2 separate regions of the Homo sapiens genome follow, and region 2 is linked to region 1. A link is an interaction called in ENCODE POLR2A ChIA-PET data of the cell type or tissue named here. Cell type or tissue: OCI-LY7. All regions are shown on one strand. Links, peaks and the distances in the headings refer to the core of each region. The heading gives the core; the rest is flanking DNA.

Region 1 (12,713 bases), core at 2,942-7,941:
TAATTGATAGCAGTCCACTTCTCCACAATCCGAGTGCTTCCATCAATAATGACTACTTTGAAGACCTTAAAAAGTACTGTTTCCACAGGTAAATGAATTGTGTCTTCACTGACCTTAAGTGAGTTAATGTGATTCAGCCAAATTCTATTAGTGTTTGTGAAGTTTTTCTCTTTAATTTGCTCATGTACTACAGCTGCATCTGATTTTATTTTATTTTATTTACTTATTTTGAGACAGGGTCTCACTGTGTCACCCAGGCTGGAGTGCAGTGGCACGATTTGGCTCACTACAACCTCTGCCTTCTGGGTTCAAGCGATTCTTGTGCCTCAGCCTCCCAAGTAGCTGGTATCACAGGCGTGAGCCACTGCACCCAGCTAATTTTTTTGTATTTTTAGTAGAGACAAGGTGTTGGCATGTTGGCCAGGCTAGTCTTGAACTCCTGGCCTCAAGTGATCCACCCACCTTGGCCTCCCAAAGTGCTGAGATTACAGGTATGAGCCACCACGCCCACCCAGCTGCATCTGATTTTAGAGGCTGTAGATCAAGCCTTGGCAAACTTTTCTTAAAGGGACAGATAGTAAATATTTTTGGCTTTGAGGTCCACACAGACTCTTTCTCAGCTACTCAACTCTGCTGTTTTAGTACAAAAGCCATCATAGATGAAATGTCGGCGAAGGAGTGCAGACAGAAGTGGGTGGCTTGCCCATAGGCCATAGTTTGCTGACCTGTTATAGATTCCATACATGTATGTGATTCATACATATTCATACATGTAAGTGTGTGTGTGTGTGTGTATATATATATATATATATGTATGTTTTTAAAACTTGCTCAAAAGTCTTGAATAGCAAACACTGGTATTTTTCTATCTTTCCAAAAATTTTCTGTGCATATGCAAGCGTATATATATATATATATATATATATATATGTGTGTGTGTGTGTTTGTATATGTATAATATACTTCAAAACCATAAATAGGAATATTTGTGTGTGTGTGTGTGTGTGTGTGTGTGTGGTTTGTTCTGTGCACTTTTCCCCCCAATTAATTTGTCATGGACACCTTCCTGTGTTAGTCCCTATTAGTCCTGACTTTCTGTCTTAAAGGCTGCTGCACCGGTGTATTTAACTCAGTGACACAGACTCAGTCCTTACCATCAGGTAGGAAGAGGTGTAGCAGAGTGACAGTAGTGTCTGCTTGAGTATGCTGTAGGTCCCACCCCTCCTGATTGTCCCCCTAGCAAGAAACCACTGATTCAAAGAAACTGAACTTGTAGGTTTGTCTTTGATACTGTATTTGTTGGATCAGCTGATGGTGCCCACTCCAGTGCAGAGTATGAAAGCCCAGTCCTGCCTGAAGGGAGCAGCCGTGCCAGCTGAGTGTTGCCCACATGAAAATATAGGTCCCAGTTGCCAGATCATCTGAGTTCTCCTCTTCCCAAAATAACTGGAAACCTGGATTTTGTGTGTGAAATCTCCTAATTCCTACGTGTTGGACCATTTTTTCCAATGGTGTGTAGTCCAGACAAAATACGTCTGTGAACTTTCCCTCTGCCCCTCTGATTTAACTTCACGAAGAATGAGGCATTTCTGCTTTTCCACTCCAGGTAGCTTGGGAGTTAACTCCCCTTGTGCACAGTTGCTTGAGTATGTGTGTGGGTGTGTGCGCGCGTGCATGCACGTGCATGTGTGTGCGCATGTGTATCCGTAAGGTAACTTTCTGGCATCAAAATTGTATGTGCATTCACAAAGTTGATAGTGCTTAGCAAATTGACCTCCAAAAATATACCAGTTGGTGCTCCCACCAACAGTAGATGTTGACAGCATATGATACCTACATTTCCTCCTGCTCTGTGATCCAATTTCTCATTTTTCCTGATTTGCTAGTTGAAAGTAATAGCTCACTTTTATTTGTATTCTTTAATTAACCTATATTTTCTATGTGTTTGTTCACCTTTTATATTTATAAACATCTTTGTTTATAATATATATACATATATACATATTATATATACATATATGCATATACTATATATATAAAATATATTTTTTAGATGTTTTCTGTTGTCTTTGGAATTTTCTATTGAAACTGTTTGCTGAACTGTTTAAAAATCTGTATAATATTTATTAGTCTTATTTTATAGCTTCTGGGTTTTATGTCATGCTTAGGAAGACATGCTCTATAGCAAAATTATTAAAGTAATAGCAAAATATTTCCCTTGTTCTTTCTCTAGAACTATCATGTTTGTGTTTTATAATATTTAAATCTTTTGTTTCATTAGTGATTTTTAATTTTATATGGGGCATGAAGTAGGAAAGCAGATTAGATTTTTTTCTAAAAGGTTTGCAGTTGTACCAACATCAATGGAAGAATCTTTCTTTTTTTTCTTTTTTGACTAATTGGAAAGGTCACCTTTATGCAACAATTTCTAACATTAATCAAGTGCTTATTATATATCAGATAACTGCTGGAGGCCCTTCACATGTCATTTTTTTTCTTTTTTTTTTGAGACAGGTTCTCACATTGTCACCCAGGCTGCAGTGCAGTGGCATGATCTTGGCTCACTGCGGCCTTGACCTCCCAGATTCAGGGAATGCTCCTGCCTCAGCCCTCTGAGTAGCTGGTACTGCAGGTGTGCACCACCATGCTCTGCTAATTTTTTGTATTTTTTTGTAGAGATAGGGTTTCACCATGTTGCCCAGGCTGGTCTCGTATTCCTGAGCTCAAGCAATCCACCCGCCTCGGCCTCCCAAAGTGCTAGGATTAGAGGAGTGAGCCACTGTGCCCGGTCAACATGTAATTTCATTTAATCCTCAGAGTAATGCCAGTAAATTCTGGTATATTATCATGCATGTTATAGATGAAAAAACTACAAGGAAGAGTGGTTAATAGCCAGCAGTCACACAGCTTATAGATGGCAAAGCTCCAGGATTTAAATTCAGAGTCTGACTCCAGAGCGTGTTAACCACTCAGCATTATTACTTCTGTGTTCATCTCCCATTTCAAATTAGATCAACTTCTGAACTCTCTATTCTGTTCCTTTAATCTGCCTTTTTATGTCTAGTACCAAGCTGTTTTAATTACTGTAGGTTTATTATGTATTTTAAAATCCAAGAGAGTTGTTTTTCCAGATTTTTCTTCCCTAATCTTACATATTTATTTTCCAAGATGCATTTTATTTTCAGGGTATGCTTGTTTTAAACCACAATTCTCTTAGATAAGACCTTGTTCATTTATTCATTCCCAAAAGAAATGGATAATAACCTAAGATTCCAGCCATCAGAGCACTGGAAGTTTTTAAAGCCTTTTATTTTTCTGTAACTTCTCCTGTTAATTTTGGTATCTGTTGTTAGTCTGTATAAAGTCCCTAAGTCATGGCATGGTATCAAACAGGATTGTTACTTGGCAAACAAAAAGTTTTATTTATTTATTATTATTATTTTTTTTTTTTTCCTGAGACGGAGTTTCGCTCTTGTTGCCCAGGTTGGAATGCAGTGGCACAATCTCGGCTCACTGCAACCTCCACCTCCCAGGTTCAAGCGATTCTCTTGCCTCAGCCTCCCAAGTATCTGGGATTACAGGCATGCACCACCATGCCCAGCTAATTTTGTATTTTTAGTAGAGATGGGGTTTCTCTGTGTTGGTCAGGCTGGTTTTGAACTCCTGACCTCACACGATCCACCTGCCTCGGCCTCCCAAAGTAAAAGTTTTATTTTTTATATCTTTATGTATGGGATAACCCAACACATTTTGTTAAAAAGGACATTTTGAAAATCATTTCTGAAGCTGATAAAAGACATTTGGGAACCTGTCGCTTTGGGGATGTGTGGGTGTGTGGAGCCCTGGAACTGTCCCGGGCTGGCTGTAGCACTGTCAGGGCACCTGTCAGGCCAGCAGTGAGTCTCGTGTGGGAACATGAGCTTGAGGTTCTTCTTTGTATCTCACTCTAGATGGGATGCATAAAACAAAACCTGAAATAATCAGATTTGCTGAAAATAACTACAGAGTAGAATTTAAAACTTGAGTATGTTGAGGGAAGGAATATATATATCTGGGAGAGAATGGATACGTTTTGTTTTTCTGAAATGGAATTAGAAAGATGTTCAGTTGTCTTGTGCATTCTTGCAAACCTTGCAGTTTTGAGAGCCCTGTTTCTGCCTTGTATCATTTTCCACTGTGTATCTGATTCTAGGAGCGTGAACAGGGAGACAAAGGTGAAGTTTGTGCACACCTCTGTCCATGGGGTGGGTCATAGCTTTGTGCAGTCAGCTTTCAAGGCTTTTGACCTTGTTCCTCCTGAGGCTGTTCCTGAACAGAAAGATCCGGATCCTGAGTTTCCAACAGTGAAATACCCGAATCCCGAAGAGGGGAAAGGTGTCTTGGTAACCTAATTTTTTTTTAAATTATGAAATCTGCTTTTATATTCAAAACTATTACTGTCAAGTAAAATACATTTTTATGTGTTTTCATTGTGCTGAAGAAAAACTAATTTCAGCATGGAAATATGTATGTTTGGCTGGGTGCAGCGTCTCATGTCTGTAATCCCAGCACTTTGGGAGACCAAGGCAGGCAGATCACTTGAGGTCAGGTGTTCGAGAACAGCCTGGCCAACATGGCAAAACCCTGTCTCTACTAAAAATACAAAAATTAGCTGGGTGTGGTGGTACATGCCTGTAATCCCAGCCACTTGGGAGGCTGAGGCGCTAGAATTGTTTGAACCTGAGAGATGGAGGTTGCAGTGAGCTGAGATTGCACCACTGCACTCCAGCCTGGGTGACAGGGTGACAGAGCGAGACTTTGTCTCAAAAAAAAAAAAAAAAAAAACAAGAAGTATGTATATTTGTTAGTCATTAATTTCTTAAAGGATCTTTCAAATTAAACACCCCAGGATCAGGATATGAGAACTGAGCTCTAAATGGTGCTTCAAATTCAGTTAATTTAATTTAATTTAATTTGCCGTGTCTCCTTAATGCCAAAAAGAAGCAGTAATAGAGTGAAACTTTAGCAGGTTATGATTTTTATTTCTTGTCATTTTTCTGATATGAAGTGTTGCTTACATTATGGTTTCTGTAACATTTTTAAAGGTTGGGGTAGCAGTGGCATTCAGAGAATCAGTTTATTTTGTTTTATTTGTGAGGCTGATCACACAGCAATGCCCCGAAATACCAGTCCAACCACAGACCTACTGGCGCATGTGCAGCAGGCACACTGGTAGGCTTGGGTCACACACCGATGCTCCCATTATCTGACCTCTGACTTAGGAAGATACTATGTGACCAACCAAGACCAGCTGCAGCTTTTGTTTGCTAAATTTCACTTCTGGAGCTGTCTTGGTTGGTCCTATATTATCTTTCTAAGAGGGGAAAGACCTCTTGAGTTCTTAAGGAACTGAATGTTTTTAAAGACTATCATATGCTCGATTCTTGATTAAATAATCTTTTATTTTCATATTCTTCTTCAGACTTTGTCTTTTGCTTTGGCTGACAAAACCAAGGCCAGAATTGTTTTAGCTAACGACCCGGATGCTGATAGACTTGCTGTGGCAGAAAAGCAAGACAGGTAAAATTAATTGTGATTACCTATATTATAGAACATATAAAGGATGATCTCTTCATTGGTAAAATGTTTCTGGGGAGACGGGACCTATTTGGAAACATTTCCCATTTATTTTGCAAATGATCATTTCACTGAACCTCCTGTAGAGTCTTCTAATGGAGAGCAAGATAGAGATCTAGTGTGGGGGGAGGTTACGTGATTGGCAAGCATAATGCAGAGTAAATCAACCCAGTATATATTTCAAATTGAAACTCCTATTTGGGAACTTCTCATTTTGTAATTGATCTTTTTATAAGTAATGTCTCAGTGTCTAATGAGGGTAAAGCACTTTGGTGCTAGCTGTATGCTTCAGTATTTGCTGAGGGGTTTAGGAGGGAGCAGTACCTTCAAGGAGATGCTGAATTTAGTTTGGACAGACCAGGGAGGAATTCCTGTGGGGTATCGGCACAGTGTTTAAGACAAGTCTGACCAGAGAGTTTGTACAAAGGAGAAGTAAGTACGTGGGGCTAAAGTTGAAAGGTAGGCAGGGCCCAAGCAATTTTGGGCGTCAGGTAGCCTATGTGATGTTTTGGGGGCAGGAGGGTGCTGCTGCTGAAATGGTAGGGTTTTCAGATTGTGATAAAACAGGTTCCATTCTATATCAGTGTTGAGAAAGTTAAGCTAAGATGATACGTCCTGATAGGTGAGATTTACTTCTAGCCATCTGGACTGCCAAGAGAAGCAGAAATTACACATCTTTTCTCTGATGTTCTGACCATTTAGGACTGAGCTTGATCTTAAGGGGTACTGAGCTGTCCCCTCTCAGAATCAGCAATACTGACCAGTCCAGAAATTGAGATAGCAAAACTTACTCTATATATGGGGGATCTTGCCAGCATATTTGTTATATTTAAAACCAAAGGCTTTGCCAAAGATTAATATAGAGCCATTGTGTGTCATGTGTGACATACTTATTTTATACAGTCTTCAAAGACAGGATGTCTGTTCAGGCAAACTGGCTGATATATATGGTAGCTGCTCAGATGTTTGTAAAATGGCAGTTACATTTCTGACCAGTTATTTAAAGATGATGAATAACAAGAACAGCCTTGCAGAAAATACTTAGATGCTTTGTTTGCTAAATTGTTTTATCCCCATGACACTTTAGAGTCTTCCTTAAGATTATGGAAATGAATGGTGGTTGTTGTTTTTTTTTTCTTTCAGTGGTGAATGGAGGGTGTTTTCAGGCAATGAGTTGGGGGCCCTCCTGGGCTGGTGGCTTTTTACATCTTGGAAAGAGAAGAACCAGGATCGCAGTGCTCTCAAAGACACGTACATGTTGTCCAGCACCGTCTCCTCCAAAATCTTGCGGGCCATTGCCTTAAAGGAAGGTTTTCATTTTGAGGTAGGGTGTTTCTGGGACTCACTCATTTTCCTTTCATCTGCTCTGTAGAAGATCTAAGGCATGTCTTTCTCTTTTGGATTATCCCTTTAGGAAACATTAACTGGCTTTAAGTGGATGGGAAACAGAGCCAAACAGCTAATAGACCAGGGGAAAACTGTTTTATTTGCATTTGAAGAAGCTATTGGTAAGAAGTGATCATGAACATTAAGGAATTGGCTGCAAGGCAAAAGGAAAAGGTTTGGATTGGGATTCAAAGATCCACAGTGAAACACGGTTTATTTTGCCTCTCCAGCACTCAGGTTGAATGTCGAACTGTCCTACTCCAAAATTGACATCTCAGATGATTTACAGCCAAAAGGAATGTCTTAAAAACAACTAAGTCATTCATGTCAGAATCCTTTGCCTGGATGACTCAAAACAGTGACATTGTATGCTTGGCTGCCGGTACATGTATTTTGGGAGTTGTGATGTTTCCTCCACTGTGGTGGTTAATATCCAGGCCTAAACACTGTGGTATTTAATGTCCCTCCTCCTCCAAAAGTGCTAATGAGGATCTATGCTACGGTCTAGCCAGAGGAAAGGAGAAGGAAGGCATGGTTTGCTGCTGTCATCAGAATGATACTCACCCAAAAGGATGACCCAGGTCCAGCCAGAATGACAGAAAAACCCTTGTCCTAAACTGTCAATATAAATGAACAGAAAGGAGAACTAGCTATAGAAATTTGAAACTCACATTGTACCAAACGCTTTTAGCTATTAATTTAGTAAAAACTATTATGCATTAGATTTATTTATATTCATTTGTATATTCTCTGCAACACTAACACATGATTTAACTAATCAAAGCATAATCGCTCAGGTTCTGCTCTTTTATTGTCAGATTTGGCAGACTTGTCTTTCCGTAGCTTTTTATTTTAAGAAAGATTTTCTTTCATTTATCAAGTATTAATTGCATGTCTATTACTCAGTGACTCTAAAAGAAATGGATGGCACTGACCTTAGCCTACAGCAGCTTAGATAGATTTAGTTAAGTAATCACACACAAGAGTAGAGGCCAGATGTCAAAATGAATAATGTAACTAACAAATACTATTGGGATTCAGAGAAGAAAGAGATATGTATTGACTAGGACAATTAGAAACAATTTCATGAGCTGGAAGGAGTTTCATGACTCTAGTGATTGAGCACCATGTGGCCAGGAGGGAAAATCTTGCAGGTTCTTCAGCAAATACTTCTTGAAGGCCTGCTATGGGCTAGGCACTGGGCTAAATTCCTAAACATAAGGTATTAATGAGAAATGTGCATACACGCAACACTGTACAACCTCTAATATGCAATAGCCAGGATTCATACTCATATGTGGTTTGACACAGTATTGTATAGATGTATGTATGACGTGTGTTTCTGCAGGATACATGTGCTGCCCTTTTGTTCTGGACAAAGATGGAGTCAGTGCCGCTGTCATAAGTGCAGAGTTGGCTAGCTTCCTAGCAACCAAGAATTTGTCTTTGTCTCAGCAACTAAAGGCCATTTATGTGGAGTAAGTTGTTATTGACTCTGTTGGATTGAAATAATATTTTGAAATGTTCTATTATATACTTATGCATGAGATACTAATATCCTTTCTAATGCTCTTATTTTGGTGATGAATTCTATTTCTTATAAAAATTAAATAAGGCTGGGCACAGTGGCTCATGCCTGTAATCCCAGCACTTTGGGAGGCTGAGGCGGGTGGATCACCTGAGGTCAGGAGTTCGAGACCAGCCTGTCCAACATGGTGAAACCCCGTCTCCACTAAACATACAAAAATTAGCTGGTTATGGTGGTGGGCACCTGTAATCCCAGCTACTCAGGAGGCTGAGGCAGGAGAATTGCTTGAACCTGGGAGGCAGAGGTTGCAGTGAGCCGAGATCGCGCCATTGCACTCCAGCCTGGGTGACAAGAGCTAAACTCTGTCTCAAAAAAAAAAAAAAAAAATTTAAAAAAACTAAAGAGATCACCTTTTCCTTTTGATATGTAACAAGTTAGTAATTACTATTCCCGATCGCATTAATTCTTAACAAATGACAACATGAAAGAATGTGATTTTAAGTGTCCAGTATCAAAAAAGATTGAATGTCTTCATAATACATCTATTCATTTTTTTGTAGCACTTACTCAACTCTGCCTTGCCAGTGTAGTGCGTAAGCATCCAAAGAGAATACAGAAATGCGTGTGACCTGGCTCTCTGTGCAAATGCAGGCGGAAGACCAGGCAGTCATTTGGTGATCCCTGGGGTAGATTGTTGGACCTCTTTTTTTTTTTTTTTTTTTTTTTTTTGAGACGGGGTCTTGCTCTGTCACCAGGCTGGAGTGCAGTGGTGTGATCTCGGCTTACTGCAACCTCTGCCTCCTGGGTTCAAGCAATTCTCCTACCTCAGCCTCCCGGGTAACTGGGATTATAGGTGTCCCCACACCTGGCTGATTTTTGTACTTTTAGTAGAGTTAGGGGTTTCACCATATTGGCCAGGCTGGTCTCAAACGCCTAACCTCAGGTGATCCACCCACCTTGGCCTCCCAAAGTGCTGGGATTACAGGCGTGAGCCACTGTGCCTGGCCTAGACCTCTGTTTTAATGGTCTTTTAAAAATTATTCCTTTGGCGTCAGTTTTGGCTGTTACATTTATTTTATTATTTATTTTATTTTATTTTATTTTTTGAGATGGAGTCTCTCGTTGCCCAGGCTAGAGTGCAATGGCACAATCTTGGCTCACTGAATCCTCCACCTCCTGGGTTCAAGCGATTCTCCTGCTGCAGCCCTCTGGAGTAGCTGGGACTACAGGTGCCTGTCACCATACCCGGCTAATTTTTGTATTTTTAGTAAAGACGAGGTTTCTCAATGTTGGCCAGGTTGGTCTCATACTCCTGACCTCAGGTGATCTGCCCGCCTCGGCCTCACAAAGTGCTGGGATTACAGGCGTGACCCACCACACCCAGCCATATTTATTTTAGAATACACTGGTTGGTACATGTTCTGTGTCCACCCTACAAAATTATTTGTTCCTCATGTGCATGAATTTGTATTTGTTTGATAGGTATGGCTACCATATTACTAAAGCTTCCTATTTTATCTGCCATGATCAAGAAACCATTAAGAAATTATTTGAAAACCTCAGAAACTACGATGGAAAAAATAATTATCCAAAAGCTTGTGGCAAATTTGAAATTTCTGCCATTAGGGACCTTACAACTGGCTATGATGATAGCCAACCTGATAAAAAAGCTGTAAGTAATGTCTTCTCTTTTCAACTAACCTCTTTTCTATTTACCTTTTAAAATAATTTGAATAAATTATTTAACCATACAATTAATTGAAGCTGATTTTAGGCACTTAGGCGTGATTATAAATAAGCTATAAAAAATATATGGAAGCCGGATGTGGTGGCTCATGCCTATAATTCCAGCACTTTGGGAGGTTGAGGTGGGCAAATCACTTGAGATCAGGAGTTCGAGACCAGCCTGGCCAACACGGCAAAACCCGGTCTCTATTAAAAAATACAAAAATTAGCTGGGCGTGGTAAGTTAAAAACCGCAGGCTAGAACTGAAAGAGACTCTACTAGGCTGGGAGCGGTGGCTCACACCTGTAATCCCAGCACTTTGGGAGGCCGAGGCAGGTGGATCACTTGAGGTCAGGAGTTCAAGACCAGCCTGGCCAACATGGTGAAACCCCATCTCTACTAAAAATACAAAAATTAGCCAGGTGTGGTGGCTCATACCTATAATCCCAGCTACTCAGGAGCGTGAAGCAGGAGAACTGCTTGAACCCAGGAGGCAGAAGTTGCAGTGAGCTGAGATTGCACCACTACACTCTAGCCTGGGTGACAGAGCAAGACTTCATCTCAAAAAAAAAAAAAAAAAAAGAGGAACTAGTCATCAAAGCCTGTGTGGTCATTTCGCACCTTAGGCAATAAGTGATCAGAAGTGTGGAACCTGTCTGTGGACACAGAGCTTAGTTGGTGGTGGTCCAGGGAGAATCTGGGTTTTCTATCTCAGGATCCAGCATTCTCTCCCTGTCAGGAGTTCTCACACTTGCAGGAGCATCAGTAACCAAGAAGGCTGGGGAAACAGAGTGCTGGAGCCCACACCTGGACTTTCCGATTCAGTAGGTCTGGGGTAGGAGCCAAAAATGTTCATTTCTAACAAGGTCCCAGGTGGTACTGATGCAACTGGTCCTCACTTTGAGAACCACTGTTTGTTTTCTAGTTAGTGTACTCTGTTCTCTGAGTGTATTGGAGCTGTTGGCTGTAAAGCCTGAGTTTGCATTCTTTACACCAAGCAGATCTTTCACTGGAGACAAAAGAAGACACAAAGGTAGCAGAAGAGTGTTGCTTTCTATGTTGGGGTTGGGGGAGGAAAGTTAAGAATATCCTTATGAGATGTTAGGCACGTTCTTTGATATTTTCTTTGTTCTATTTTTCATTTTCATCTGCACACAGCATATTTTTAAAATAGAAATAGTATGAAAACGCTTACGATGAAACGTGGCAGTCCCACCCCTGCCACCTCATTGCCATGTCACCAAGACTAGATTTGTAAATCATGTGCTCATATAGTGATGTTTTGATATACCAGTTTTACAATTTGTTGACTTTCTATTTTTGAGATAAAGATTTAGTTCTTACGCTTTCTACATTCAATAATTCTCTTCTCCCCATCCTCACAGTACGTTTATGCCACAGCTTTTGGTTAAATCAGATTCCGTGCTTTTGTTATTATGACTAGTAACTGCTGTTGCCTGCTAGCTAAGTAGTGTATTTTGATTAGGTTTCCCTAATTTGTATAGAGAATTGTATTTCCTGTACCTTTTGTTTGTTTGTTTTCTTTTTTTTTGGAGACAGGGTCTTGCTGTGTGACTTAGTCACTTAGGCTGGAGTGAATGGCATGATCACAGCTCCCTGTAGCTTTGACCTCCCAGGTTCAAGTGATCCTCCCACCTCACCCTCCTGAGTAGCTAGGACCAAGGGTATGCCATCATGCCCAGCTCTTTTTTTTTTTTTTTTTTTTTTTTTTGGAGGGACGAGTCTCTCCCTAGGTTTCCCAGGCAGGTCTCAAGTGATCCTCCTGCCTTAGCCTCCCAAAGTACTGGGATTACAGGCGTAAGCTACTGCGCCTGCCTTAATTCATGTAGTAATAGTTGCTTTGTTCTTCCATTTGCCTGGATTTCTATGTCCTGTCAGCAGTTTTTCCCAAATCCTTCAAATGCCTCTCAGTAGGGTTTTCCTGGTCCATGTCCAATGGCCGCCCTCCTGGTTGGGTGCACAGCTGTCATCCTGGGAATGCCCTTCTCCAGGATTGAGTCCCTTGCTCCTAGACCTCATGGCTTCCTCTTTCTATATTTATTTTCCTAGATCACATCCTCTAATAGCTTTCTGAGAACAAGTAATTGGGTGGTAAGTTTTTGGTGGCATTTAAGTCCGAAAATGTCTTATTCTGTCCTCACACTTCACTGACTCACAGTTTTGAAAGCATTGCTCCATTATTGTTGGGCTTCCAGCATTGCTATTGAGCCTCCAATCCTTCCTTTTTCAGCAGATAGTTAAGGCCTACTGTATGCTGTATGTAAGGTTATTGATGCCATACTTATTCAGTCCTTTCCATGCAACTTGTTTTGTTTGTTTTTTTCCTCTGGGAAGATTTTAGGAACTTTTCTCTAAACTTCAGGTTCTAAAATTTCACAGTGATATGCTATAGTATGGGTCCCTTTTTATTCATGTTTCTGGATACTTGGTCTGTAG
Region 2 (12,713 bases), core at 3,452-8,451, 53 kb after region 1:
GGAGCCTGAATCAAGCAGCATGGCTGTTACCTCTTCTGTGTTCACAGCAGCATCTTCAGTTGTCTTGGTGCCTGGAGCAGGCACCACAGCTGCCTGCTCTGTTGGCCACCAGCTTTCTAGAGTAGATGGTAGGGAGGAGAGCAAGGGGCTCAAGAGGATTCTGTCTTTGAACATGCTTTTAATTTGATCTGACAGAATGGCAGCTCCCTGAAGTCCTTCCTACTCTCTCCACAGCATTTCTCTGTAGGTCCCCAGTTTTTGCTCTTTTCAGATTCCCAGAGGACTGAAAATGTATCACGGCCCATTTGGGGACTTCCTGTATATGTGTGGGTGCCTCAGGATCATTTGTTTTGCCCTTTTCCAGTCTACCGTGCTGCCCTTCTCAAGTTTAATGACCACGTTAGTTTCAATATTTTATATATTTCTCAGCAGTTTTCATCTCTTGGTCATTAAACTTGAGAAGTAAAATCTGCTCATTAAAATGACTGAGTCCATGGCCAGGCATGGTGGCTCATGCCTGTAATCCCAGCACTTTGGGAGTCCAAGGCGGGTGGATCACTTGAGGTCAGGAGTTCGAGACCAGCCTGGCCAGCATGGCAAAACCCTGTCTCTACAAAAATATAGATCTACAAAAACTAGCCAGGCATGGTGGCATGTGCCTGTAGTCCCAGCTATTTGGGAGGCTGAGACAGGAGAATCGCTTGAAGCCAGGAGGCGGAGGTTGCAGTGAAACATGATCGTGCCACTGAGTCCATTCAGCAGCAGAGTAGTGTTGGGGTTTGTATCCCTGTAGTGATGACGAAGGATTTAGGTTTTCAGTCAGAACTGTTACCTTACAATTTCCTTCACTGACTTTTCTTCCTTTCCAACACCACATTCCAATAAAAAATATCTTTAGACCAGATTCTTCACGAAAGACATGAAGGTTTTCATGCTTCAAGGTTTTTGACTTTTTTTTTTTTTTTTGAAAGGAGTCTTGCTGTGTCACCCAGGCTGGAGTGCAGTGGCGTGATCTCAGCTCACTGCAACCTCCGCCTCCTGGGTTCAAGTGATTCTCCTGCCTCAGCCTCCCAAGTAGCTGGGACTACAGGCGTGCTCTACCACGGCCGGCTAAATTTTGTGTTTTTAGTAGAGGCGAGGTTTCACCATCTTGGCCAGGCTGGTCTTGAACTCCCGACCTTGTGATCCACCCGCCTTGGCCTCCCAAAGTGCTGGGATTACAGGTGTGAGCCACGGCGCCCGACCAGTTTTTGACATTTCTAAGCCAAAAGTTCCATTTGATGAGGTCTTAGATGCAGGGGCAATGTGTCCCTTTTCAGATTTCAGATGTTTAGAAAAAGATGTGTCATATTTGGGCCAACTGAAAAACTCTTGATATGTAGGTTTTTATGAAGCTGTGCAGAATGTAGGAAATACATTTTAGAACCAACAAAGAGGCATTTAATTTTGAGTGTGCCTGTCTCCTTTGAGATGAGCAACAGCTATTTTTCTCTTCAAAAGACAATGCGTGTATTTATCAGCACATTTTATATAATCAGCAAATCTAAACCTCTGAATTAGGTAAGCCCTATAGGTTTGTTGCCAGAATTAGTGAATTTATACATGCAAAGTGCTTAGAACAGTGCCTGGTACACAGTGAGCACTCAATATTATTTATTGCTATTATTATGTTTATTTATTTTATACTTTTAGAGTATAATTTTGATGTTAGGTTTGGATTGCTGAGGCCAAGCAAAATTTAGATAGACCAACCCAGCTAATCCACTAGAAAGATATTTGAGGGTTATTCCCATCTAAAGATCTATGGGATCTTTGGATATCATCTGTGAGAAACAACAGAAGTTTGTAGATAAGACAGATATAGATTCAAATGCCACCTTCACAATTTATTAGTGAGGGAACCCTTTGGTAAAATGAGCATGACAAAACCTACTTCTCAGCTTTGTGAACGTACAGAAGATCATGAATGTAAAATGTCCATGAAGTGGTAGGTGGTCAACAGATATTGCTCTAGCAAAGTGGTTAAGAGCAAGCAAACTCTGGAGCCAAAGGGCCTGGGTTCAAATCCCGATTCTGCCACTTCTTATAGTATGGCCTTGGGCAGGTGACCTCACTTTTCTGTGCCACTATTCAATGATAATATTCCTTTATTGTCCAACGTTTTGTAAGTTAAATCAGTTAATAAACACACTATGATAATGTGTTGGTAACTATTCTTTTTACTTTTAGCAGAATAACTTAAAGGAACACTGCAGGTAGGAGGGTTATACATAATCTCTGAGGGCCAGCTAGGACACTCGCCCATTTCCCACCCTTTTTCCTGTGCAATGAAGAGTATAAGAAGTGACAGTGCCATTCTAAAGGACTAGCCTTGAGTTGGCTCTAATTTATATGACTCGTGCCTGTAATCCCAGCACTTTGGGAGGCCGAGGCTGGCAGATCACTTGAGGTCAGGAGTTGGAGACCAGCCTGGCAAACATGACGAAATCTCATCTCTACCAAAAATACAAAGATCAGCCGGGCATGGTAGCACACACCTGTAATCCCAGCTTCTGGGGAGGCTGAGGCAGAAGAATTGTTTGAACCCAGGGGGCGGAGGATGCAGTGAGCTGAGATCACGCCACTGCACTACAGCCTGGGTGACAGAGTGAGATTCTGTCTCAAATAATAATAATAATTTATATGAGAAAGAAGTCATTCAAAAGCATCATTACTTTACATGTCAAATTAGAAAGGCACACCCCAGTACTAAAGCATCCTTGATGATGAAAACATTTAGAACCACTGGTTTCAGGAGCTCCATGCAATGGTGAAACAGCCTCTACTCCAAGGGTTGTTGCTCCCTGTGGGATTCCTGGGTGAGGAACACACTGCTCCCGTTGGGGTGGAATCCTGTGGAGGAAGTGGATGAAGAGTGTAGCCAAGTCAGTGAGCCTACTGCATGGGATTAGAGTACTTCAGGTTGCAGTATAATTCTGTTCAGGTGCATGCTCACTCCATCTGGCGTAAAGAACAGAGAAATTAAACCATTGATTCACAGAGCAATATGAGTAGCTGCCTGGGGACTTCCTGTCCATTCTGGGGTCCCCAACAGCCAATCAATATTGGCCGGTTCCTAATCTGACCTAGAGCTAGAGGCCACTAGCACCCCTCCATTCATCCTTTCTTCTCTCCCTACCCACTCCCACCAGCATTCTGAGGAGGTGAGGGCTGAAGCTGCAGAGGCTGTTGTACTGTCAGTTACTGTAAAGTCCCCATCCTGCTCTCTGTAGTTTGCTGTGAAGGAGTGGAGGGGGCTGGGAACAAAGGGGGTTCCCAATAAGCAGCTTACTAATACCTACCCTTGCTTCTCTCACTTCCTGATCAATAATTCCCATCCTTTCTTCATGTACCTCCCCCACATTTTTGTTCTTTAAGGGAAGAAGGGAGCAGCTTTCCATCCCCACACAATGTTGGGGACATTTGGTATTATACATTATGAAAATAAGATTTACCAGATTTTAGAGATGGAAGAAAACTTGGGGATGATCTTGTTCCATTCTCTTATAAGAACAAACAATATTTGGAGAAGCTGAGTAACTTGCTTTTTCAACTTCACACTTGAAAGTGTTTTCATGAGGAAGTTGGGGTTCTCTGCAGCACTTGGATGGGAGTCAGGGACTTGGATTGTCCCAATTCTGTCACTAAATTTGGACAAGCCACTTAACTTTTCCAGAATCTAGTTGCCTCATTTCAAATATTAGGGAAATTTCTAAATGGCTTAAAAGGAGCTTGTTAGCTTTAAAATTTTATGATTCTAAGTGTATGCTGCCAGAGATATGTAGCATAGCAGGACACATTAACAAGATTATTGAAACTGTTCTAATAAAGGACATCTTTGTGTCTTGGGTAGCTACTATGTTTAAAGACTGTGCTAGGTGGGAGTTGTGCAGAATACACAGGTTTGCTGTAGAGGGATAGGGCGTGTACACAGACAACTCTACTAACAAGAACGTTACTAGAAGCTTATTGGAATCACAGTATTTCTTGCTGAGGGTATGAAACATAAGAGTTCTCCTTGGAATATGAGGTTCTATTTGGGGCTTAAAGAATGGTCAAAGGTTGAGTGCAAATAACATGGATTGAGATGGCTTTAAAAAATAATCAAATGGTTTGTTAGTATTAAACTGGTGCAGAAATAATTGCAGTTTTTGCCATTCCTTTTAATGGCAAAAATTGCAGTTACTTTTAAACCAAATCCCTAATATTATTTGCATAGTTTATCTCTGTTATGGAAGTTTTTATTGACAAGTAATGTAGATATTCACCTGATCTAAGTTACCCTGAATCTTATATTAGCAGAATCTGAATTGCTTATAAATAATTATGGCTATGTTGGATGTAGAACTTATTATTTGATAGTTTATGAACAGTGCTAAGGTCTAATCTACTTTTTACAGAGAAGCTAAGAACATGCTACAGCTGGTTGAAAAACAAAAACTTCAGGCATTGAAATGTTTTGTCAATGAAATGGCAGGACTCATTTGATGACTGATTATTATCAACTGATTTAAATGACTGAATTTTTGGTACTGTGTACATCTATACTCTAAGAAGGAAATTGAAAGTAATTCTGCTATGCTTGTTGCCACTATATTAATAACTGCATCATCTAAAATAATTGATAGAGCTCAGATTTATCCTTTGTAATAATTCTAGTACTTCTTTAAACATGTTTTGGGATTAGCAGCTGTCAACAGTTAGAACATGAAACAGATTCTGTTACAGGAGTAGAAGTCGATCCAGACATTTAATGTCATTTTCACCTGTGAGAGAGAGAATAAAGAGAAAGAGAGATCATTATTTATGGGATTATGTGAACTTCAAGTCCGTTTTCATTATTAGGAGAAGCTGTGCTTTAAAGGACAGTCAGGGACTTTACTTTCATGAAATGCCTGAGCTGTAAATAAAGTATTGCTTTATTTTTTATTTCTTGAACATTTGAAATAAAAAATTAGCTATGAGTTATGTTCAAATTATATTATAAAAATTTGCTCTTAGCATTGTGCATATATATTATACAGAAAAACACAGAGTAAAAAGAATAGACTTCAGTTCCTGTTCAGAAAAGGTTTAAAATTTGAATACTGATTTTGGAAACCCCAAACCTTAAGAATTCAAGAAGCTTACGGTCTTCTTGAGGGACACCTATTCAAACTCTTAAATATGGTGATTGGGTAGAAAGTGCAGAAAAGCCTGCTGATACATGCCCTAAAACACCTTGGAAAAAAGAGGTGGTAGTTGCTTGAGGTAGGACTTAAGTACTAGTTGGAAATAGAAGACAAGGATGGAGACTGTTGGTAGATGACTCTCCATGGGTCCTTCCTGTTTCTACACACCTTGTAAGCAGGGCATTGAGTGCCTGTGTTCCAAACTACCTTTTCCATCATGTTTCTACAGCAAACAGTCATGGAAGATAGAAATAGAGTCTTCCTCTGGAGCAAAGGGCAGACACGCTTGCTTCCTGTACTTCCCACTATAAGATATTCCGGCTCCCTAAACTCAGCTGCCTTTCCTGTAACCCACCATGATACAGATGTCACCTGACCTGTGGGAATTGGGGGTCAGGGAACCAAGAGAAATGCTGACTGTCTGGCTACTGTGACTGCCCTGAGTAATAAATTGTCCTTCGTCTCCAACCCAGGAGTCTCATGTTTTCTACCAGCAGGATAACTGTGGCGGGCTAACGTGTTAGTTTGCAAGTAAGGTAAAATCTCAGACCCTTTGCAGTTTGTGGCAGGGATTATATTCTGAGGAGAGAGGAACCGTATGCACCATGGCTCAGAGGCATGAGAAACGGGGAACCATAACTAGTTCTCTATCTTCAGAGCCTTTAAAAGGTGCACCAAGGAGGGCATTTTAGGGGAGAATATAAAGTTGGAGATATAGACACAGCCAGATTCCTGAGAGACCTTATATGCCAGGTAGAAGACTTCAGATTGTATGGGGGAATTATTAGAGAATTTTTAGCAGGGGTGTGATATGATAAATTTTGTGTTGATTAAGTTACTCCAGGAAATATGCGATGGGTGGATTGAAGGATGGGGCACCTTTTCTCTAGGACGAAAAAGAAAGAGTAGTTGGTGAAGTCAGTTAGAGGTAGTAATAGGATGAAGAAGGGATCTGAATGACCCCTTGGCCATTCAGTGAGTAGTGATGCTATTCACCTAGATACAGCACATAGGAGGGAAAAGAAATTCTGGGAAGGAGGGAGATGAGACCGAGTTAGCTTTAAAATAACTAAATTCAGGCCTAGGAGCCTATAGGCTATCCAGATAGAAATATTTAATGGCCTATATGGATCTGGAACTCAGGAAGGAGGCTTCCGTGGGAGCAGAACACTTGGGCACCATTAGGGTGTATGTGGTAGATGCATTCTTGTGCAGCAGTCAAGGGGATGGGATTTAGACTCAAGTGCAAATTGCCCCCCATCTCCTGTGATAAGTGACTGAAGCTCTCCGGGCTTCAGTTTCCTAGTTCATCATAGTGGGCTCTAGCGGATAAATGTTACAAAGGTTAAATGAGACAACATAGGCAAAGTGCGTGGTACTCAATAGAAGTCAGCTGCTGTCATCAGCAGCAGGATCACCAGAATGTGGTGCTTGACACCAAAAGATTAGGTGAGATTGCCCAAAACAGCAGGTGAAATGAGGGGAGAGGATGAAGTCAAACACAGGAAGAAAAGCCTTTGAAGTATGTGGAAAGAAACAACCAGAAAGGTAAGATAAGAACCAGAAGAGATTCAAGAAGGAAGGTGTGGCCGGGCGCGGTGGCTCAAGCCTGTAATCCCAGCACTTTGGGAGGCCGAGGCGGGCGGAACACGAGGTCAGGAGATCGAGACCATCCTGGCTAACACGGTGAAACCCCGTCTGTACTAAAGATACAAAAGAATTAGCCGGGCGCGGTGGCAGGCGCCTGTAGTCCCAGCTACTCGGGAGGCTGACGCGGGAGAATGGCGCGAACCCGGGAGGCGGAGCTTGCAGTGAGCCGAGATCGCGCCACTGCACTCCAGCCTGGGCGACAGAGCGAGGAGCCGTCTCAAAAAAAAAAGAAAAAAAAAAAAAAGTAAGGAAGGTGTGGCCAAGATTGAGAAATTCGTCAGAGCAAACAAGGCAGTCAGGGGCTAAATAGCCTCCTTTAAATTTTACAACCTTGAGGACCTCGGCAACTTTAACAGAATTTCAGTGGATCCCTAGGGCAAACCAGGCCTTACAAACCAGGAATGGATGGTCAATAGGAAGTGGAGACAGTAAGTGTAGACCTTACCTTGGAGGGAAGGAAGAGAAAGAGCCATGGCCAAGGGAAGTTTGAAATCAAAGGAAATATCTTTTTTTTTTTTTTTCGATTGGAGAGACCTCAGTTATTCTTTTAAAATACTTATTGAGCCCCTCAGTTATTCTTTTAAAATACGTATTGAGTCCCTACTTTGAGTCAGGCACTATGGCAGACACGAGGGAGATAGCAGTGAATCAGACAGATGCAACGCCTGCCTTCATGGAGTTTCACCTTAGCATCTGTCCATATGCTAGGGGAGTGGGGCAGGGGCAGGGAGCTGGATACAGGAGAGACTGAAGATCCAGGGAGCAAGTGAGTAAAGAATAGGGCTTGAGATCCCACAGACAACTCAGCTTTGAACAAAAGGGTTTTGTCATCCAATAGGACAAGAAGGCGTTAGGATACATCAAACGTGGTTGTTGAAAACAGAAAAGGGCTGGGCACTGTGGCTCATGCCTATAATCCCAGCACTTTGGGAGGCCAAGGTGGGCAGATCACTTGAGGCCAGGAGTTCGAGACCAGCCTGGCCAACATGGTGAAACCCCATCTCTACTAAAAATACAAAAATTAGCCAGGTGTGGTGGTGCATGCCTGTAATCCCAGCTACTTGGAAGGCTGAGGCAGGAGAATTGCTTGAACCCAGGGGGTGGAGGTTGCAGTGAGCCACGATCGTGCCACTGCACTCCAGCCCGGGCAACAGAGCGAGACTCTGTCTCAAAAAAAAAAAAAGGAAGAAAGAACATAGACAGGGAAATGTAGTTAAGGGAGTTTGGGTTTGGGTTTGGTAGAAGCGTTTTCTGTTTTTTGTTTGTTTGTTTTCAGAAAGAGTCTCACTCTGTTGTCCAGACTGGAGTGCAGTGGCACAATCTTGGCTTGCTGCAGCCTCTGCCTCCTGGATTCAAGCAATTCTCCTGCCTCAGCCTCCTGAGTAGCTGGGATTACAGACACCTACCACCACACCAGGCTAATTTTTGTATTTTTAGTAGAGACGGGGTTTCACCATGTTGGCCAGGCTGGTCTCAAACTCCTGACCTCAGGTGATCCACCTATCTTGGCCTCTCAAAGTGCTGGGATTACAGGTGTGAGCCACTGCACCTGGCCTAACATTGATATCTGTTGATGAGAAGAAGCCAGGTGTTGGAGTGATAGCTTATAGCACATGAACTGAATAAAACAGTGTTTAAGACAATGTTTGCAACATAATAGGCACTGAAGACATGTTAATGGAAGGTGGATTTGTGATTCAGAACCTCTAGACTACCTGGGCGAGTCTTTTAAAATGTAAGTAATATCTTAAGTGATATTACTTGTCCCAGATCAGTTGTTTAAAACTGAGGTTTAATGCTGTCAGAGTAGCACTGTATCGTCTTCTATCATGGGGGCCTTTGTTGGCTTTAGGAGGTTTGTGTTTCATAGTAGTTTCCCAGTGGGCTCTTTGTTACCTGTAATGAGTGTGACAGTTATGCCATAACCAGGTTTTATATGGAATACAATTTTGAGAAAGTTCTTTCTAGGCAGAGAAGCTTATTTGAACCTCTTATTATATTTGGGTTTCAGGCTTTTGAGTTCTTCTGAAATAATAGCCCTTTGAAGGTAGCTATTGCTATGACTTCATTAAATTCTAATGCCTCTGGTTTTCTCCCCCAGGTTTCTGCATATGAAGTGTGTAAAATAGATTGCTTGATCCAAAACAGAAAAACAGTGATAACTGTTTTGCTGAGTTCCCAGACCCTTCCCAAGATGGAACCAATAACATTCACAGCAAGGAAACATCTGCTTTCTAACGAGGTCTCGGTGGATTTTGGCCTGCAGCTGGTGGGCTCCCTGCCTGTGCATTCCCTGACCACCATGCCCATGCTGCCCTGGGTTGTGGCTGAGGTGCGAAGACTCAGCAGGCAGTCCACCAGAAAGGAACCTGTAACCAAGCAAGTCCGGCTTTGCGTTTCACCCTCTGGACTGAGATGTGAACCTGAGCCAGGGAGAAGTCAACAGTGGGATCCCCTGATCTATTCCAGCATCTTTGAGTGCAAGCCTCAGCGTGTTCACAAACTGATTCACAACAGTCATGACCCAAGTTACTTTGCTTGTCTGATTAAGGAAGACGCTGTCCACCGGCAGAGTATCTGCTATGTGTTCAAAGCCGATGATCAAACAAAAGTAAGTGAGATGGAGATCCAAAAGACTAAGGTGTGGCTGGCTGGTTTTTATTGTATGGGGGTCAGGATATTTATTTTAAGTATACTGAAATGAATAAGGAATTAATGCTGCAGTTATAAATTGATTACTTAGCTGAATTTTTGTTTTATGGTGATAGTTTATAGTTTTAAAGCACATTTGAAAACAGATACGAGAAATTATCAGTTTTTGAGTTCAAAAATTCAAGAGAAATCAGTCTAAAACTACTAATTAAGAGCAGAAGTGTTAAGATGTACATTATTTCAGATGAATGTTCTAAAGCCATGCCTCTCAAACTGAAATGAGCTTGTGAGTCACCTGGGGATCTTGTTAAAATGTGAATCTTGATTCAGTAGGTCTGGGGTGGACCCCAAGACTGCATTTGTAACAAGCTGCCAAGAAATGCTGATGCTGCCCTTTTGCAGGTTGCACTTTGAGTGGCAAAGTTCTAAATCTCCACATTTGTAATCCTATTAAGAAAAATATAGTCATTCGTAAACTGTGTAAAAATGCTACTGGCCAGTTTCCCAAGGCATAATGTTCACTTAGGCAAAGGTCATTGATAAGAACGCTGGATATGCATCTAAGTTTTGATGCGATCAGGGGTTCTTTGTGTTTTTTTCTTTCGCAAACCTCAGGTCAGATCTGATTAGCTTGTTATTATCACATGATATGGCTGAAAAAAAATGTGAGACATGGTAAAAGTTCTGCTCTTTCCTCGTTCATTTGTGCTTGCTTTGTTATTAGCATTCGTTGTAGCTCTGGGCAGGACTCATTTGAAGATGCTTGCCCATTTTATGAGGATTAGCTTAGATAAAATTGAAAATATAATGCAAATAGCAACTTTCTCAGTTGGGCTCAGGGCTCCACAGCTAACCCCATGGACTGTGGAGTCTTGCCGTTGTTTTGGGTGCCAAGCAAGCCAAGTCACATGTGATTCAAGCTGTCTGCCACATGTACAGGGCGAGGATGCGAGTGTCAATCCACCTGTTAACTGTCAGTGAAGCCTTGAAAGCTTCTCATATTTTCAAGGTTAAAATCTGGATAGAAATGCTAAAGTTTTCTCTCTGCACTCCATTAGGTTATTTTATGTACTCTCTAGGGTGTAAGGACCTTATTTAGAAATTAATATTCTTGGTATCAAGTAGATGCCCTTTTGCTTGTTCATTTGTTGGTTCTTCTAGTCATTCAGAATTGCTGTTGCAGGTACTGTTGGAGATGATATTAGCAGAGGCTTGTAGGAAGGCAGGAGCATCAGTGGGGAATAGGACCAGGTGATCTATGTATAGGACATAATGGAAGGACTGAGAAGGGAGCCTAACACACACCCAAAGGGTAGAGAAGGCTTTGTGAAATAAAGGCTAATATGGAGCTCAAAACCACCATTTCACTCACAGAATCAAACTCTCATATTATAAATCATTTCATGTTATTGTCCACACATCTCAAGTGGGCACGGCAGCATCAGGCTTGGAGATTCAGAGGGACTAACTTCCTGTACTCTAATCCTACTTCTGCACCCATAAACTGGGTGGCCTCAGGCAATTGAGTCTGTTTTCTTATCTGTTAAATGGGGATAATTACAGTATTTATCCAATAGAGTTGCTGGAAAGACTAAATGAGGTAGCACTCGACCTGAAACTTAGTAAGCATTTATAGCCATAAAAACATTTTCATTCAAGAAAATTTTACTAGAGGCAGATTATATGCTAATTTCATTTCACGTCTTAGGTAAAAAGAAACATGATACCTAGATGAGTGCCTTCAGCTTTCAAAGATGAGATTCTGGTCATATTTGAGGAACATTTTAAAAACTACACGTATAACTTAATGGCTCCTATTATTTGGACAAATTCCAGAATGAAAATGAGAGGACTGAACAGCCTGTACCTCAGTCCAGCTCTATATAGTATTTGGACTGAATTTCCTTGGGGAGAGTTTGTGCGTGGAATCGTTGTTCAGCATTTTACACATTTGACTCTTTCCCAAAATCTTTTACGGCCATCTGAGAATAGGCTTCTGGCCAGTCATTCGGATGCCTGACAAGAGAAAGAGATTTATAACCAAATTCTGTAATTGGGACTTCCAGTCTTTCCCCAAGTAGAGAATTGGACTTACTCTATATGCTAAAAACCCATGGTTGAAATATGAATTAGTTCTTAAGTGATTTTTGGCTTGCATACCATTTTTGCAAACACAAATTGTCATTACTCTGCTCATTTAATAAAAGAATAATTTGTAGTATAGGTATATACCTCAATCAGTGATTTTGTTGTTGGAAACAGAACAGTAAATCACACTGGCCATGATGCTAACAGCGTGATAGATTTTCTGTTCTTGGGACACCAATGTCACTGTATCTCATAGCGAAGGATTATCTGCTGTAGGAGCATTCTCTTGACTACTTATAACATTTGCTGGGTGAAATAATTCTCCAGGTTAAGGCCTCTTCTAAACAGATGAGGTCAGCACTAACTGCATTTGCCAGAGAAGACATATGCATTTACTGCCAGCATCATAAACACAAAACTACAGTTTGCGAGGAAACCCTTTGACCAGCATCTAATTAATTCACTGAGTAATGTCTTGGGAGAAGAGGCATGTAAAGGAACAATTTTATAAGCATGCCATGAGATTGTTTTCTATTGTATGTTCCATAGAATATGAGGAAACTTCAAAACATTTTGTGGAAAAATTGAATTAAAAAGTAAAAAACACATATATACATAAGCTTTATTTCTCAAGATAAACTTTATCAAGTTCAAGACACTTTTGTAAGCAATGTTAACAGCCATTGAGTCGGTCTCTAAAGAACTGAGGGTCCTGGGAATTTAACCATGTTTATACAGTCTTTTATACATTATTAACTGGAGAAAAATTGGCGCTCTTTAAAGATTTTTTAAAATTGAGAAGCAAAAGGACGTCAGAAGGAGCCAAATTAGGCCTGTAAGGTGGATGCCTAATGATTTCCCATGGAAACTCTTGCAAAATTGCTCCTGTTTGATGAGAGGAATGAGCAGGAACATTGTCATGGTGGACAAGGACTCTGGTGAAGCTTTCCCAGGCGATTTTCTGCTAAAGCTTTGGCTAACTTTCTCAAAACACTCTCATGATAAACAGATGTTATCATTCTTTGGCCCTCCAGAAAGTCAACAAACAAAATGCCTTGGGCATCCCAAAAAACTATTGCAACCATTTGCCCTTGACCAGTCCACTTTCGCTTT

The links. Peaks named below come from ENCODE experiments on the same cell type or tissue, not always from the same donor. Only the 100,000 strongest peaks of a DNase experiment are listed, where the experiment ranks them.
Region 2: POLR2A ChIA-PET joins it to region 1 with 5 read pairs; 6 of 35 experiments call an interaction of 5 or more read pairs at or near these places.

The regions. Positions count from the first base shown.
Region 1 is chr4:37,840,172-37,852,884 of GRCh38, forward strand. PGM2 (phosphoglucomutase 2) reads left to right here. Exons shown (of 14, transcript NM_018290.4): 6 at 1-88; 7 at 4,193-4,382; 8 at 5,462-5,559; 9 at 6,760-6,940; 10 at 7,031-7,124; 11 at 8,351-8,480; 12 at 10,013-10,202. Among named protein-coding and RNA genes, the nearest start is that of PGM2, 20 kb to the left of the region's middle. In OCI-LY7, for the core only: no CTCF peak of the experiment used is centred there; DNase peaks (open chromatin) are centred at 5,240 and 6,580; H3K4me3 peaks cover 2,570 bases; H3K27ac peaks cover 4,108 bases.
Region 2 is chr4:37,893,042-37,905,754 of GRCh38, forward strand. It overlaps TBC1D1 (TBC1 domain family member 1), which reads left to right. Exons shown (of 22, transcript NM_001396959.1): 2 at 8,962-9,471. The coding sequence starts at 9,055. Among named protein-coding and RNA genes, the nearest start is that of TBC1D1, 8.3 kb to the left of the region's middle. RefSeq lists enhancers at 1-190, 6,510-7,048, 8,223-8,786. In OCI-LY7, for the core only: no CTCF peak of the experiment used is centred there; no DNase peak of the experiment used is centred there.